Regions from separate parts of the Homo sapiens genome. Here region 2 is linked to region 1. A link is a contact called in ENCODE Hi-C data. All regions are on one chromosome and are shown on one strand. Each heading gives the region's core, a stretch centred on a gene start or an enhancer-like site at or near the end of the contact. The rest is flanking DNA. Distances are from core to core; before and after follow the strand shown.

Region 1 (7,758 bases), core at 1,905-4,404:
TCAGATACCACCTCCCCTTGATTGCTCTAACCCACCCTCACTTTCCTGTCCTCCGCTGGAACAAGACTTTCCTTTGCTCCCACGCACTTTACCATTCTCATCTCATTTTACCCTTAAAACTATTGTGTAGGGTAGAGATTCATATATTCATTTGACAAAAGAGAAAACAGAGGCAAGACTAGCCCTAGGGCTCACAATGAGTAAGAGCAGGAGCCTGAATAGGTGCTCAGAGTACAAAACCCATGTTTGTTTTGAGCAGAGCCTATTCAGGTGGGCATATTGGTGTTTGCAACTATGCTGTGAAAGAACTCAGAGACAAAGGGTCCATATCCCTTTCAATGGAGCTTGACACAGGGCTGGGCACCCAGGACCAACTCAAGGAAGCCTTACTGCCCAGGCTTGCAGTACCTGCCTGCCGCCAGGAGGGCTTCTGCTCGGATTTGCAGCAAACGATAGAAGCGCATCTTAAAGACTAGCCGCTCAGGCCTCCCAGGGTCCGCATGGGGGCAGTACACGTTGATTAGGGTCAAGGTCTTCTCCTTACCTTCCCATGTGCTGGAGAAAAGAGAAACCCCCAAAAGGGGTCAGTTTCAAACCTCCCCTTCTGTCCCTTCCCCATACCACATGGCTTCCATTTTGTGACTGTCTGGGATGGAAAAGAAAGGGGTTAAAGAGACACAAATGATCTGGCATGCACAGGACTTGGGGACTGACTACTGATAAGGCAGGGAGAGGGATATCTAAGGATTACCACCAGGTAATGGTGCTGCTATTCACACAGAACACCCAGAAAGACAGCAACCTGGGGCACTGAGTTCAGCACTAAGTTGCTTTTGAGATGTCTATGGTAATAAGAGCTGGATCACTAGGCCAGCCCCACATTGTAGAGATGGAAACTCAAGCTTCAGAGGGGGGAAAAATTTGCCAGGGTCACACACTGAGTAGCCCAGCCAGGACTAAACCAGGAAAGGCAAATTTGGGAACTTCTCCACGGTGCATGTATGTTTACATGGCAAGCCTTAGAATCTTCACACTCAAAGAGTAGCACCAGCAGTGCTCAGTAGCAGGGAGATATGAGCTATTACCGGATCTTATGCTGTGTGAGGAGGGCCCTGCCCTCACTATCCAGAGCCCGGAGTTCCTCTTGGGTAAACTCATCCATGTTTCCATAGCAACCAACATCCCCATTCTGGGTGGCAAACAGGCCACTCAGGCCTTCTTCAGCAGCCACTGGGGTAGCATTGTCCTTACAGAAGGTGGCTACACCTGGGAACAGACAGGGCACTCTGAGCAGACCTGGCAGTCAATAGCCTGTTGCACAGCCTGTCCCACTCCAATTGTCCCCACACAAGTCATCTAAGTCATCTTCATAAAGTGTGGTTCTTGGGCAACCTTATTCAAACCCTGGAGTCTCAGTTCCTACATCTAAAAAAGCCACAGAATGTTCTAAGTGTTTTACATTGATACATGGTGAGTGCTCAAGACGTATTAGCAATTATTATTATCACATGGATTAATTCATTTAATCCTTGTAACAGCCCCGGAAGGTAAACATTATCCTCATTTTCTAGCTGAGGAACCTGAGGCACCAAGAGGTAATGTAACTTGCCAGAGGGTGCACAGCTAGGAAATGAGCCATGATTCAAACCCAGGCTGTCTGGCTCCACAGTTCACACAATTAAGCACCACACTACTACTGTACTTCTGAGGTCCAGTAGGATAATTCTATCCATAAAAATTATATTTCATGTAATTTACTATTATGCAGCTTTAGCTCTGTAAACTAAATGTCTAAGATTTCTTATTACCCTCTCATCAAATATTGGAAACCCTTTTCCCCTATCTGCCTCCCTCACTAATTTAAAGTCCACAGAAAGCCCCATTTACCAGAATAGCCGCTACGGTTGCGGCTGAAGCTGAAATAGGAGTTATAACCCTCAACGATAGCCAGGGGCTCTGTCAGTGCATCCCCTGGAAAAAAAAAATGTAAGATTAAGTCAGAGGTAAAACTAGCATCCGAGAAACACAAAGGCCTGGAATTACAGTTGTAGGCTAATTCCTTGCACACATCAGAGCCAGAGTTGGGGGTGACGGGAATGAAATATCCATGATTAGAGGAGGACCTAGAAAGATGGGAAATGTCAGAGAGGAAATTGATATCAGAATTAGAAGGCTTGGTGGGGGGCGGTTAGAGACTATGAAGTGGAGGTGGAGAATTAGGTGGGAAGGGGAAAGAATCAGAGCTAAGCCTGGGGGTCTGAACGATAGGAGGAAGCTGGGGATGGGGATGGACATACGAGAGGATGGTGGGAATCTGAGCTAAGGGTGAGAGGTAAGAGAGAGGGAATTAGGGGATCTGAACTGGGGGTGGAGGGAAAAGGAATTAGGGGATTCTGAGGGGAGATAAGAGGGTGAAGAAATAAGAGGACATCTAAGCTTGGGGTGGGAAATGAGGTGGGAATTAGGGACTTTCCGCTGGGAGGAGAGATGGGAATAGATAAGGGGTACTGGGGTTCTGAGGTGGAAATGTGAAAAAGAGGAAATTAGACTGAGCTGGGGTCAAAGATGGGGTGGGAATTAGAGGATCTGAGCTTGGGGCAGGGATGAAGAATTCGGGGGTTTGACTTGGCGGCGGGGAGATGGACAGCGTATGGAAGGAGGAAATTCAGGGGACTGAGTTTGGGGCCGGAGAATGAGTGGGAATCTGACTAGATATGGGGTTTCGAGAAGGAGCTAAAGTTTGCTGAAGACAGGAGATGGAGTGCAATTAGGGGATCTAGCTAGGGTGGGAAATGGAAGTTTAAGAGGGAAGGGACCTGGGTCTAAGGACAGGACTCTAAGAATAGGAAACTGGGAAAGTAAAATTACATGGGACAGGGGACAAAAGTTAGCGGGAAAGAAAAAGTATGTAGGGATCCTGGAATCCAGAGCGCTCACTGGTCACTTTGGTTTCCTGGAGACAGACGATATCCGCATCCAGCTCGTCCAAAATGCGCCCCACGGCCACGGCGGCACAGTTGCTGGGTTCCTGATTTGCCACCCCTTGCAGGGGTCTCCGAATCCCATTGATGTTCCAGCTCACCACGCGCAACATCTTAAAGGGCTGGAACACCTCCCAGCCCGCGCCAACCTAGGCGCGAGCGAACTGCTTCCTGTTCAGAAGTTGGCCAGGCCCGCCTCCCGCGCGCGTTTGCGCAGGCGTTCTCGTGCGTACCACTAAAGCGCCTGACGCACGTCGGGCGGGGGCTTCAACTTCCTCAGCTCTCATTGGCGGGAGGAGGAACTGGGTGGACGCTGAAGGAAGCAAAGCGGAAGCCTAGGGGCAATGAATGGCGAGAGGAGTTTCCAGTTGGGCTCCCGCTCCTTCCGCTCGGACAGCTGAGTCTCAATGCGTTTTTCCTCTACTCAGAAGTCCAAGTGGTGCGTCCGGTTACTTACAAACGGCATTTTGCCACTTTTTAAGCGACGGAACCCTGAGCGGAACTGCTCAGCTGCCAAAGCCCCGCCCTCAGTGCGGCGGACCGCCCACCTAAGTTCACAGATGGCTGCAGCGCTTGCGCCCCAGGAATAGCTGGCGCTAAGTGCTCGCGTTGGACTGGGCAAAGGGAAGTTCATGGTTGGAGGAGGGAGCAGTAAGAGTCGCTCCACTGAGATAAGACTTAGGAGGAGGGCCTTTGGCTTTATTGGGGCAGAGGGGAGGAGGAGGAGGCTGTCTCAAGCCTGCCCTGTAGCTTTTGTCTTGGCTCTTAACATTCTGAAGGATGTAGCCGGACACATCCTTACTCTTGGTTCTGTTTCTCAGATAAGTGAAATCGAAGCCCAGGAAATGTAAGCTCGTGAGCAGCATTGTCTCCGGATGCATCCATGGCTCTTCTGTATATGTTATCTCATTTCATTCTCAAGACAACCCAGTTCGGGACATGGAGGCTAAGTTAGAGACGTCGAATGAATTCATTTCATTCTCACAGTTCACTCTCTCTTACACTGAAGTAGTAGAGCCAGGATTCACACCCTGTCTTAATTAGCTCAATAATTACTTTTCTGAGTGTTTTTACTGACCACACACCTCCCCAGTTAAGTCTTTTCCTCTGGGGCCCCACGGCACCCTATGGTCCATTCTGTCACAGTACTTATAATACACAGCTATCATTGACTTCTATTTCTGCTGCCATTAGAATGCCAGCAACTTGAGAGCAATGACCATGTCTGGTTCATCTTGTTAGCCCCATCCCCTAATACTGGACACAGCATATGTTGGGAAGCAATAGATATTTGTCAGGTGAATGAATGAACAAAGGATAATAGCAAGAGCATCGACAGGTTCATGGCTTGTTTTTGAGAGCACAAAAATTAGAAGTAATGGATATGCCCAATGTCCAGGGAAAAGCATAACGATGCATCTTTAGGTTCCTCACCCAGAATTGCAGCATAATTATTTGTTCCCCAGAATTTAAGTCTTAGAGCCATCATCCTCAATGGTTACAGCAAAGACGCAGTAAACTGCTTTTCCTCCTGGAGGACTTAAAAGGTTACCAGTTGTTGCTATCAGAAAATAGCTCTGTGATTAAAATAAAAATTTGCATGTCCTGAGCTTCTTCATGCTTTGGGAGTTATTGACTCAGGATTGACTCCCATGAGTGCGATAACTAGGACAAAGGAAATGAACATTTTTATTGCTCTTGCTTCATATTGCCAGATTGCTTTCCAGTAAGGGATTATGCCCATTTACACTGAAGATCGATCTGAAACTCAGCACCAGCGAAATCCAGAACTTGCCTGTCTCCATGGCTGGTTTTAATTTCCCCATTCTGCAGTGGCTTGTTAATATTAGTTCTGACCTTTGGGGCAAGGTGAACACATGGTTGGACTGAAGAGAAAAGGCTTCTGGTGGCTCAGGAACGTCTTTGGCAACTACAACAGCTGATATTTCAACAGAGCACATACATCCCCCACTTAACAAGGGTACGTCCTCAGCCTTCTCAGGGAACCAACGAACACCTCCAGGCTTCCTCTTTGATGCCACCCACTGGACCTGCCTTGGGGGTCTGTAAATGCAAGAGAACCGAGTGTTGGATAATTAGCGATGGAAGAAAAAACCTCTAGAATAAAAGGTAGGTGAGAAAGAAGGGAAAGTAGGCAGGAGTTGCACAAATCCACATCCATTCTTCAGGCCCTCTGGAAAGTTTTCTTTGCATAGATGGTTGGTTGTCGTGTGCATTAAAGGGCATGGGAAAGTGGGGGAAAAGATTATATCTATATGTAACCTATTTATCTGTCTGTATATTTTTAAAAGTCCATTCTGGCCTTTATGGGACACTGGCCCCCAGGGCAATTCACTAGCACCTGTGAAAGTCTCTCTAACTTGGTCAAGTCTGGTTTTGAATGAACTGAGTGATTGAGATTATAGCTCTTACCTCCCCACTGATGTGTAAAGTAGGGTTGATTTGCTGTGGCGCTTTGAACAAGCTCTCTTGCTTCTCTGGGCATCAGTAGCTTCCTCAGTAAAATGGAAATCAAAGTCTCTAGCCAACGTTCCTCAGAGGGCTGTCACGATCAAGAAGAGTGGAAAGGCAGAAACCAAAGCTCTTTGGAGACATTTCAGGACTTCCTCGCTCTAAGAGTAGTCATCTTGCTTTTTCTATAGGCTCCACAAGCAATCCCACCCAAAACCCTCCAGCTGCTGTGCGACTATAGTCTGTGGAGAGCCACTTCCATGACTAGGATTCAGTGAGGTTTGGGGCCCAGGCATGAGGCCGAAAATAGTGGAGAGATGGTGGGCCAGGACAGTGGGTGAGAAGGAAGGGGATCCTAGGCTGCTGTCACAGAAGGCCTGACACTCATATACATGCACCTAGCTTGTAAGTGTGTGGTCGATCTCCCCTCACACCTTCACTCTCCACAAATGCATTCATACCCAAACAGTCTGAGAGCTACCAATAGGGAGACCCCATTCGTGACTTTATTATCCATCAGCACTGTCATATGCTGCTTTACATGGTATTCTCCCCCGATACACATGCCCTATACTTTGGGAGGGGTATGGGGTCAGGATCTGGGGGCCTTGGGAAATCACATTGTAATCTTTTCTTCCCTAGAGATAGCCCCATTTTAGAATTTTAGACCAAGAGCTGCAGGTCAGAGCTTGATCTTGAATGAGAATCTGGTACTGACTGAACCCTTTCTCTGCCACGAGTTCATTGGCCCTTTTCAGAGAGGACTTCATTCTTTTATCTGTTTCTGTCCCATTCAAGGTAGAGAAACCTTTCTGGATGCCACCTCCTACCTCAGACAAATTAGTTCTCCCATCCAATTCCCTGCACAGCTCTCTGTTATAATATTTACCTTGTTGAACTAGGATTAGTTGTCCACAAGTTCATCTCATCTAGGGCAGAGAGATGTAGACTGCACAAACACAATAAGCAAGTGTCTTCTCTGTCCTCTGTGCCAGGGCCTGAGTTGGACACTGGAAACACAAATTACAGATCACTGAGATCTAGTCTCCATACTCAAGGAGTTCACAGTCTAGTGGGGAAGCAGACCAGGAAAATACTGGTGGATACTTGCTCAGATAGGAGCATGTGGGCAATATAAGAACCAAATACAAGGCCTGTCCCAAGGATACAGGGGTCACTTCCCAGAGGAAGTGAACATCAAACCAGACCTTGAAAAGTGGATCAGATTTTGTTGGGAATAGAAGGAGGAAAATGGCATTTCAGGCTGAGCAAAGGCCAAAAAACAGGAAAATACACCATGTATTTTGGGGCCCAGTGAGTCAGCCAGTGCAGTTTAAGGATGATCTAAGGAGAGATATGGCTGGACAGATAGGCTGAAGCTTGATTGAAAAGTCTTGAGTGCCAAGCTGAGGTCTTTCCATAAAGCTTGTTTTGGTCTCCTGCTTCTGGGATCAGAATTGGTAACAGTAGTGAGGAATCTCATAGCTAATTCCAGGCAATTTTAAGTTAGGCTTTCAAGCCTGGACCCCAGGTTTACCCTTTAAGACTTTGTCAAAAGCCTGCCAGCTTCTTATCTCAGATTTCCTGCTGCTAAAATTATCCTTCTGCCTGTTGGCAGGGCCATGAGGACAAAATTGTAAACATAAAAGAGATGTTCATGTGACCAGCTAGATTACCTTGAACATGCCACTTCCCCTCCCCAGACCTCAGTTTCCCTGTAAGGCTAACAAGGATGTTTGCAAGGATCAAATAAGATAAGGAATATGTTGTTGCTTTGTGGGCAATGGAAAACATACAGGGAAAGGGTTATAATTAAGATTATTAATATTAACAGATTTATACCAGTTAGGAAATTTATTAGAATTAAAAGAGTTGTATCTCTTACAAAGTCTAGTTCTGAGACTCTAGAGGTTCTGAGCTAACCTGTAAGACCACATTCTTAGATCAGGCTTGTTTGATTAATTAAAGAAAAGCCCTGGCCTGGGAGAAATTAGGTCCCTAGTGTTCTATTCCTGACTTGGCCACTGATTTACTACATGACCTTAGGAAAATATTTCTAGACCTCAGTTTTCTTACCTGAGAGGGTGAGATGAAATGATCTTGCAAGTCTTTACACAAAATCAAAAGAGTAAAACCAAATTCATCCTTCTAATTGATTTGCAGGAGCTCTTTGTGTATTATAAATGTTAACCCTTTCCCATAATATTGTAAGTTTCCTTAACTGAGAGTTTTCTGTATGGTCAGCATTATATTAGAAGTTTCAGATTAGTCAAGGAGGTGTCTGATCATTTACCTCCCAAAGGGA
Region 2 (7,758 bases), core at 3,077-5,576, 2.1 Mb before region 1:
TTCTTTTTCAAACCACTACTGAGGTATGATTTACATACACAAAGCTGTACCTATTTAATGTATACAACCTAATGATGAACACATGCATTTTATAATAAAAAATAGGGTTTGAGATTTCAGTAATAGGAGACTAAACAATTCAAAACAACTTTCCCTGAAATCTGAACAAATTAACTAAATCTGAACAAATATAGTAAAAAAGAAAATCCACTCTCAATGGCATCTAAAAGCTGAGAAATACGAAATAATTACCTAGCTGAGATAGGAGGAGAACAGGTCCAAGAGGCAAACAGGGCATTTGGTGGATGTTTTTCTACTGGCAAAGTTTACCCATTCTAGAGGGAACCACTGAAAGACTTTGATGCTCAGCAGAACTTGTGACTGCTTGTTAAATACATGAATACAGAATCTGGAGTTCAGAACCTTGGTAACCCCCCAACCCCTTACTTTTCATTGAAATTCCAGGGTTGAAATCTTAGGAGTAACAGTTAACCACAGCTTTAAAAAAGCCCTCACTGAGCTTCATCCCTGGGACGCAAGGCTGGTTCAACATATGCAAATCAATACACGTAATCCAGCACATAAACAGAACCGAAGACAAAAACCACATGATTATCTCAACAGATGCAGAAAAAGCCTCTGACAAAATTCAACAGCACTTCGTGCTAAAAACTCTCAATAAATTAGGTATTGATGGGACGTGTCTCAAAATAATAAGAGCTATTTATGACAAACCCACAGCCAATATCATACTGAATGGGCAAAAACTGGAAGCATTCCCGTTGAAAACTGGCACAAGACAGGGATGCCCTCTCTCACCACTTCTATTCAACATAGTGTTGGAAGTTCTGGCCAGGGCAATCAGGAAGGAGAAAGAAATGAAGTGTATTCAATTAGGAAAAGAGGAAGTCAAATTATGCCTGTTTGCAGATGACATGATTGTATATCTAGAAAACCCCATCATCTCAGCCCAAAATCTCTTTAAGCTGATAAGCAACTTCAGCCAAGTCTCAGGATACAAAATCAATGTGCAAAAATCACAAGCATTCTTATACATCAATAACAGACAAACAGGGAGCCAAATCATGAGTGAACTCTCATTCACAACTGCTTCAAAGAGAATAAAATACCTAGGAATCCAACTTACAAGGGATGTGAAGGGCCTCTTCAAGGAGAACTACAAACCACTGCACAAGGAAATAAAAGAGGATACAAACAAATGGAAGAACATTCCATGCTCATGGGTAGGAAGAATCAATATCGTGAAAATGGCCATACTGCCCAAGGTAATTTATAGATTCAATGCGTTCCCCATTAAGCTACCAATGACATTCTTCACAGAATTGGAAAAAACTGCTTTAAAGTTCATATGAAACAAAAAAAGAGCCTGCATTGCCAAGTCAAACCTAAGCCAAAAGAACAAAGCTGGAGGCATCACGCTACCTGACTTCAAACTATACTACAAGGCTACACTAACCAAAACAGCATGGTACTGGTACCAAAACAGAGATATAGACCAATGGAACAGAACAGAGCCCTCAGAAATAACACCACACATCTACAACTATCTGATCTTTGACAAACCTGACAAAAACAAGAAATGGGGAAAGGATTCCCTATTTAATAAACGGTGCTGGGAAAACTGGCTAGCCATATGTAGAAAGCTGAAACTGGATCCCTTCCTTACACCTTATACAAAAATTAATTCAAGATGGATTAAAGACTTAAACGTTAGACCTAAAACCATAAAAACCCTAGAAGAAAACCTAGGCAATATCATTCAGGACATAGGCATGGGAAAGGACTTCATGTCTAAAACACCAAAAGCAATGGCAACAAAAGCCAAAATTGACAAATGGGATCTAATTAAACTAAAGAGCTTCTGCACAGCAAAAGAAACTACCATCAGAGTGAACAGGCAACCTACAGAATGGGAGAAAGTTTTTGCAATCTACTCACCTGACAAAGGGCTAATATCCAGAATCTACAATGAACTCAAACAAATTTACAAGAAAAAAACAAACAACCCCATCAAAAAGTGGGCAAAGGATATGAACAGACACTTCTCAAAAGAAGACATTTATGCAGCCAACAGACACATGAATAAATGCTCTTCATCACTGGCCATCAGAGAAATGCAAATCAAAACCACAATGAGATACCATCTCACACCTGTTAGAATGGCGATCATTAAAAAGTAAGGAAACAACAGGTGCTGGAGAGGATGTAGAGAAATAGGAACACTTTTACACTGTTGGTGGGACTGTAAACTAGTTGAACCATTGTGGAAGTCAGCGTGGCGATTCCTCAGGGTTCTAGAATTAGAAATACCATTTGACCGAGCCATCCCATTACTGGGTATATACCCAAAGGATTATAAGTCATGCTGCTATAAAGACACATGCACACATACGTTTATTGCGGCACTATTCAAAATAGCAAAGACTTGGAACCAACCCAAATGTCCAACAATGATAGACTGGATTAAGAAAATGTGGCACATATACACCATGGAATACTATGCAGCCATAAAAAATGATGAGTCCGTGTCCTTTGTAGGGACATGGATGAAGCTGGAAACCATCATTCTCAGCAAACTATCGCAAGGACAAAAAACCAAACACCGCATGTTCTCACTCATAGGTGGGAATTGAACAATGAGAACACATGGACACAGGAAGGGGAACATCACACAATGGGGCCTCTTGTGAGGTGGGGGTAGGGGAGAGGGATAGCATTAGGAGATATACCTAATGTAAATGAGGAGTTAATGGGTGCAGCACACCAACATGGCACACGTATACACATGTAACTAACCTGCACATTGTGCACATGTACCCTAGAACTTAAAATATAATTTAAAAAAATAAAAATGAAAATAAAATAAAAAGCCCTCACTGAAACTATGACATATCTGCAAATTGCTTTCCATAAAAATTGTATAAACTTTCACTTGCATCAGCACTAGATATGAAGCTTTTTCATGATCAATGACATTAAGTAATATTTTAATGTTCTTTCATACTTTGACTGTTGAATCGAGATTATTATTACTTCTATTTTTCCTTGTAGATGTTATTTTATTAAGTGTAGTTGTTCTGTTAACATCCGACTCATCCCCTCATTCAAATACCATAAGTATCTGAATAAGAAAGATACCATTAAGCATTGTTTTGTTTACAGAGTTTTTGGTTGGTTCATTTGCTTTCTGTTCAATTTTATTTTGCTGCTTTTTACCTTTTAATAAATCAAATATTGATACTGGTACAACATTAGTATACAACCTTTCTCAAAATATTTAAATAATTATTTCAACATTCCTTAAAGAATACCCAACGTTTCTCCACTGATTTATAAAACTATAACTTTAATTATTTCTTATAAAGTTATTTTTTTGCAAAGCTTTCTATTCCGATACATAGATCTGATTACTGGTTATTGTGGAAATATTATGTCAAATGCCCAGTACTGGGAGAAAAGCCAAATTATAAATCACTTTAAAATTGAGTTTTACGGACCAAGTGCAAGATATGTAACAGGTGCTCAATAAATATTTGTTGAATGAAAAAATCGATTAGAAAACATCTAATTTCCTGGAAAAATTAATAGACATGAATTGCAGATAAAAAACAAATCCCAGTTTTGCAAAAGTTTAGGAAAAAGGAAAAAAAACTATGAGCATTAATATTTTGCTGTGAGGCCCTCAAAAATGGGAGATGGGACTGCAGTTGATGATTTTCCTCTTAATATTAATTTCCTAAAATGTAGATAGTGTTCACGTTGTACATGCAATTATCTTGCAATAAAGAAAAGGAAAAAAAAATCCCTCGAAAACAAAAACAAAAATGCCAGGAAATATCAGTCAGCAAAAATTAGGTAGAGACTGGGTCAAAATGGCAGACTTACCATAGTGAATTTCTCTGTTCCAACTCCAAATCCTTTCAAAAAGAGGAAAGACATATTTACGTGTAAAGAATAAATCCATAAGGGCATGGGACGGTGCAGGGGCAGGGGTGGGCGCGGGGGTGGGCGCGGGGCGGCAGCAAGGCGAATTCCAAGAAGATGGAAAGCAGGGCAGGCAGACTAAGAAGGTGGAGGTGGGAACCAAGTGGCCCTGAAACGGGTGAGGAAGGGGCCACAGGGTTCCGAGGACGACTGTGGCACGAACTACTCCGGATTTGGAAAGAGGCGGAGTCAGAGCCCATAGCTCCGCCGGGGCTACAGGCTGTGTGGTGGGCGTGGGAGCCTGGTGGAGAGGAGAGCCGGGTGTTTGACAGGAAGAGGAGGCCTCTCTCTGGGCAGGAAGCTGCGCTACGGAAAGAGGGAGGAGACTGCCGCGGCGACAGCAGGGACTGGTGGAATCCCGATGTGGCTGAGGGGCCGCCACCGCCAGCAGGGAGGCGGAGGGCTAGCGAGCCAAGCGGTGGGGACGCCGCTGCCTTCCTCTTTGCCTGTCTCGCCGCCCTCCTAGACACGCTCCTCATCTACGGATCCTACCCTCCCCGCTCTTGCAAGCATTCACTCGGCCGGTCGCCTGCTGACCCTCCTTCGCCACAGGCTCGTAGCGGAGGCAGCAGCGAGGTGTCCGATTTGGGCACGTGAGGCCCGCGATCCCCGGCGGTGGACGCCAGGCAGGGCAAGGCCATTAGTGGGCGCCAGAATGGAGAGGGGGATGGGAAGGAATCCAGCAGGAGACATGGGGTGGAGTTGGGCGCCAGGCAAGGGTGGGGTGGGGGAGTGCGGTGAGCAACATGAAAAGGGGGTAGGAACGGGAGCCAGACAAGGATTTGAAGGTGAGCGCCGGGAAGCAAGGGCGGTGGGTACCAGAGAAGTGGTTAGGGTAGGCAGGGGGTGTTGTGGACAGCAGCTGGGACGCTCAGGGAAGGAGGGCAGTGGGTGCCGGTCAAGGCCTCTTTGCAAGGGGATTGGAAGTGGACGCCAGTGGTAGCAAGGGGTTCCGGGAGGGCAGTGGGCTCTGAGCTAGGAGGAGGTGGCCCAGCCACTTCTGCAGAGTTCCTAACCCCAGACAGCTCTACTGCACCACCCCAGCCCTTCCCCACAGCCCAAAGGAACTTAAGAGGGAGAGCACTGCGGGCATGCAGCCAGGATTTCCAGCATTGCTTCCAGGCTCCTAGGGGAAACTTAGGCACTAGCGCAGACTACATCCAGACATGGCTATAGGGAAAAGTTTGCCTTGTGGCACACTGGGTGTGTCTCTCTATCCTCTCTCCTCCCCCAGCAGGCATGAAGACCCCCAACGCACAGGAAGCCGAAGGGCAACAAACCAGGGCAGCTGCAGGACGGGCCACTGGGTCTGCAAACATGACAAAGAAAAAAGTCTCCCAAAAGAAGCAGAGAGGCCGACCTTCATCCCAGCCCCGCAGGAACATCGTGGGCTGCAGAATTTCTCATGGATGGAAGGAAGGAGATGAGCCCATCACGCAGTGGAAAGGAACCGTTCTGGATCAGGTGCCTATAAATCCCTCTCTTTATCTGGTGAAATATGATGGAATTGACTGTGTCTATGGACTGGAACTTCACAGAGATGAAAGGGTTTTGTCTCTTAAAATTCTTTCTGACAGGGTGGCATCATCTCACATTAGTGATGCCAACCTTGCAAATACCATAATTGGCAAAGCAGTGGAACATATGTTTGAGGGAGAGCATGGTTCTAAGGATGAATGGAGGGGGATGGTCTTAGCTCAAGCACCTATCATGAAAGCCTGGTTTTATATTACCTATGAGAAAGATCCTGTCTTGTACATGTACCAGCTTCTAGATGATTATAAGGAAGGTGACCTCCGCATCATGCCAGAATCCAGTGAGTCTCCTCCAACAGAGAGGGAGCCAGGAGGAGTTGTAGATGGCCTAATAGGTAAGCATGTGGAATATACCAAAGAAGATGGCTCCAAAAGGATCGGCATGGTCATTCACCAAGTGGAAGCCAAACCCTCTGTGTATTTCATCAAGTTTGATGATGATTTCCATATCTATGTCTACGATTTGGTGAAAAAGTCCTAACTGTTAGGGTAAAATTTGGCACATGTGTGGAAACAAATGTATAATTTGTAGACATGCAAAAAATGTTGCCTTTCAGTGTATTGAAAGCTTATGGAATCCCTGATAACTAAACATCTTTGCCAGCATTAACTGTTGTTTTGCTCTAAAAAATACAAACTTGTGTGTACATGACATGCTGTGTGTAAGCCCTTTGTCTTGTTGAAAAGATCGGGTGTGTTTGGTGAATGGGGCATGAAAAGAAGGAACAGCTATCAGAGAGCTTGTGGCTTAGAGGAAAATACACAGAATAAATTGAGTAGAGAGGAACACAAAGAACCTTAGAAGAGGTCCAGAGTAAAGAGGAGAAGGATCAACCTGACAGGGTCTGTGGAGAGGATAAAGGATACTCAATGGAAGAGGCTATGTGGGTTAGAGTGTTAGAGAGGTTAGAAGAAGAGGGCCACTGAGGAAGAAGGAGTTCAAAGAAGAAAGACTGACAGAGGGATTGGGAATACAGGAAAAGAGTTGTGGGGTGTGGGGCCCATGAGAGATCGGAAGGCCCAGGAAAATGTTGGACTTCTGGTAGTGTCCACATTGCTCTTCCTGGCTCTATGCACAAAGGAAGTGGCATCTGTCAAAGATGCCAGATACATTGGAGGTTCCCTAGAAGGGCATTCTGACAAGGATGACTCAGTAAGGTTAATCAGGAGGAAAGTTTATACCCGTAAGGCTTTTCCTGTTTCAGGGAGTTCAGGACGCTCCTACCCAGCAGAACCCCAACCCTCAGCCTGAACACACTAACACGGTTCCCCACATGTGCTGGGCTGCGGGCTGCCTCCTCACATTTGTCCTGCGCTAGATAAACAATATTGGTAGAGGATGGGTTAGTGGGTCAGAACTTAAGAGATGTGCCATCTTGCATTTGGAAAGTACTTTACCCAGAAAAAAATGGAACCTTACTGAACTCAGGTACAGCAGTCTCATCACACCGGTTCCTTCTGCTGGAATGTTTGTTTTCTATCTAGAGACGAGGGGCATCAGAAGATTGAGCCTAGTGTTTCTCTCCAGGTTATGGGGAGTTCCTGACTGTCCACACTTCTTTCAGCAGCTGCCTGAAACCACAGGTGGTTCCGACAAATAATCCACTAAAAGAGGCCTGCTGTCCCAAGAATCCACATTCTGGTTAGACCTTCCCCACAAAGCTGGTGTCTGCAGACCCCTCACAGGCACCTGTTGGCCAGTCTTGCCTACCCCAGCTCACAGAGACCTGTGATGGAATTCTGGTCAGCTCTTTGTTTCCAGGTGAGGCAGATGCCATGGGGCAGTTGGGCTGGGAGTTGTGACTTGGTATAACTAACTCATTCAGCTGTATAATGTCACAAAAAAGGGTCAAGGCTGGTGGGGAGAGGGAGCAGCAACCCACAAAAAGTCCCTCAGAACTATGGTGTCTGATGCAAAGATAGATCTGTGTCTTTCTCTTCCTCCCCTCCTTGCCTTTCCCAAGTCTTTCTCCTGTAGCCCATCTGAAAACCCTCTCACTGCTTTCTGCAACCACACCGTTCACTAAATTATACCTCTGACCCCAAGAAAGAGTGCTGGTGACTCCCTGCTGCCCAGGTTACCCTAACTCCATGCATAGTGGGAGATGCAAGGAGCTTCCAGGAGTTGAAAGAAGGTGGTAAATAGAGTTTATTCTCTCCACCCAACATGGCCTGAGGCTGACTGCCTCAAGAATTACACAAGGCAAGCCTACCTCAC

The links. A loop is a pair of places that touch in the nucleus more often than their neighbours do. Pooled maps may share reads with other maps.
Region 2: a loop to region 1 is called in a pooled map, with 14 times the contacts of the local background. The contact joins the promoter of SPIN2B here to the promoter of APEX2 in region 1. A Hi-C loop is called at or near these places in 6 of 50 pooled maps.

What each region holds. Positions count from the first base shown.
Region 1 is chrX:54,995,759-55,003,516 of GRCh38, reverse strand. APEX2 (apurinic/apyrimidinic endodeoxyribonuclease 2) reads right to left here and starts at 3,154. Exons shown (of 6, transcript NM_014481.4): 1 at 2,938-3,154; 2 at 1,888-1,971; 3 at 1,086-1,266; 4 at 409-555. The coding sequence starts at 3,094. It also overlaps a transcript of PFKFB1 not described here. RefSeq lists a silencer at 3,134-3,273.
Region 2 is chrX:57,118,116-57,125,873 of GRCh38, reverse strand. SPIN2B (spindlin family member 2B) reads left to right here and starts at 4,326. Exons shown (of 2, transcript NM_001006681.2): 1 at 4,326-4,636; 2 at 5,243-6,192. The coding sequence starts at 5,245. The coding sequence ends at 6,021. It also overlaps a transcript of FAAH2 not described here. RefSeq lists a silencer at 4,039-4,158 and an enhancer at 7,381-7,758.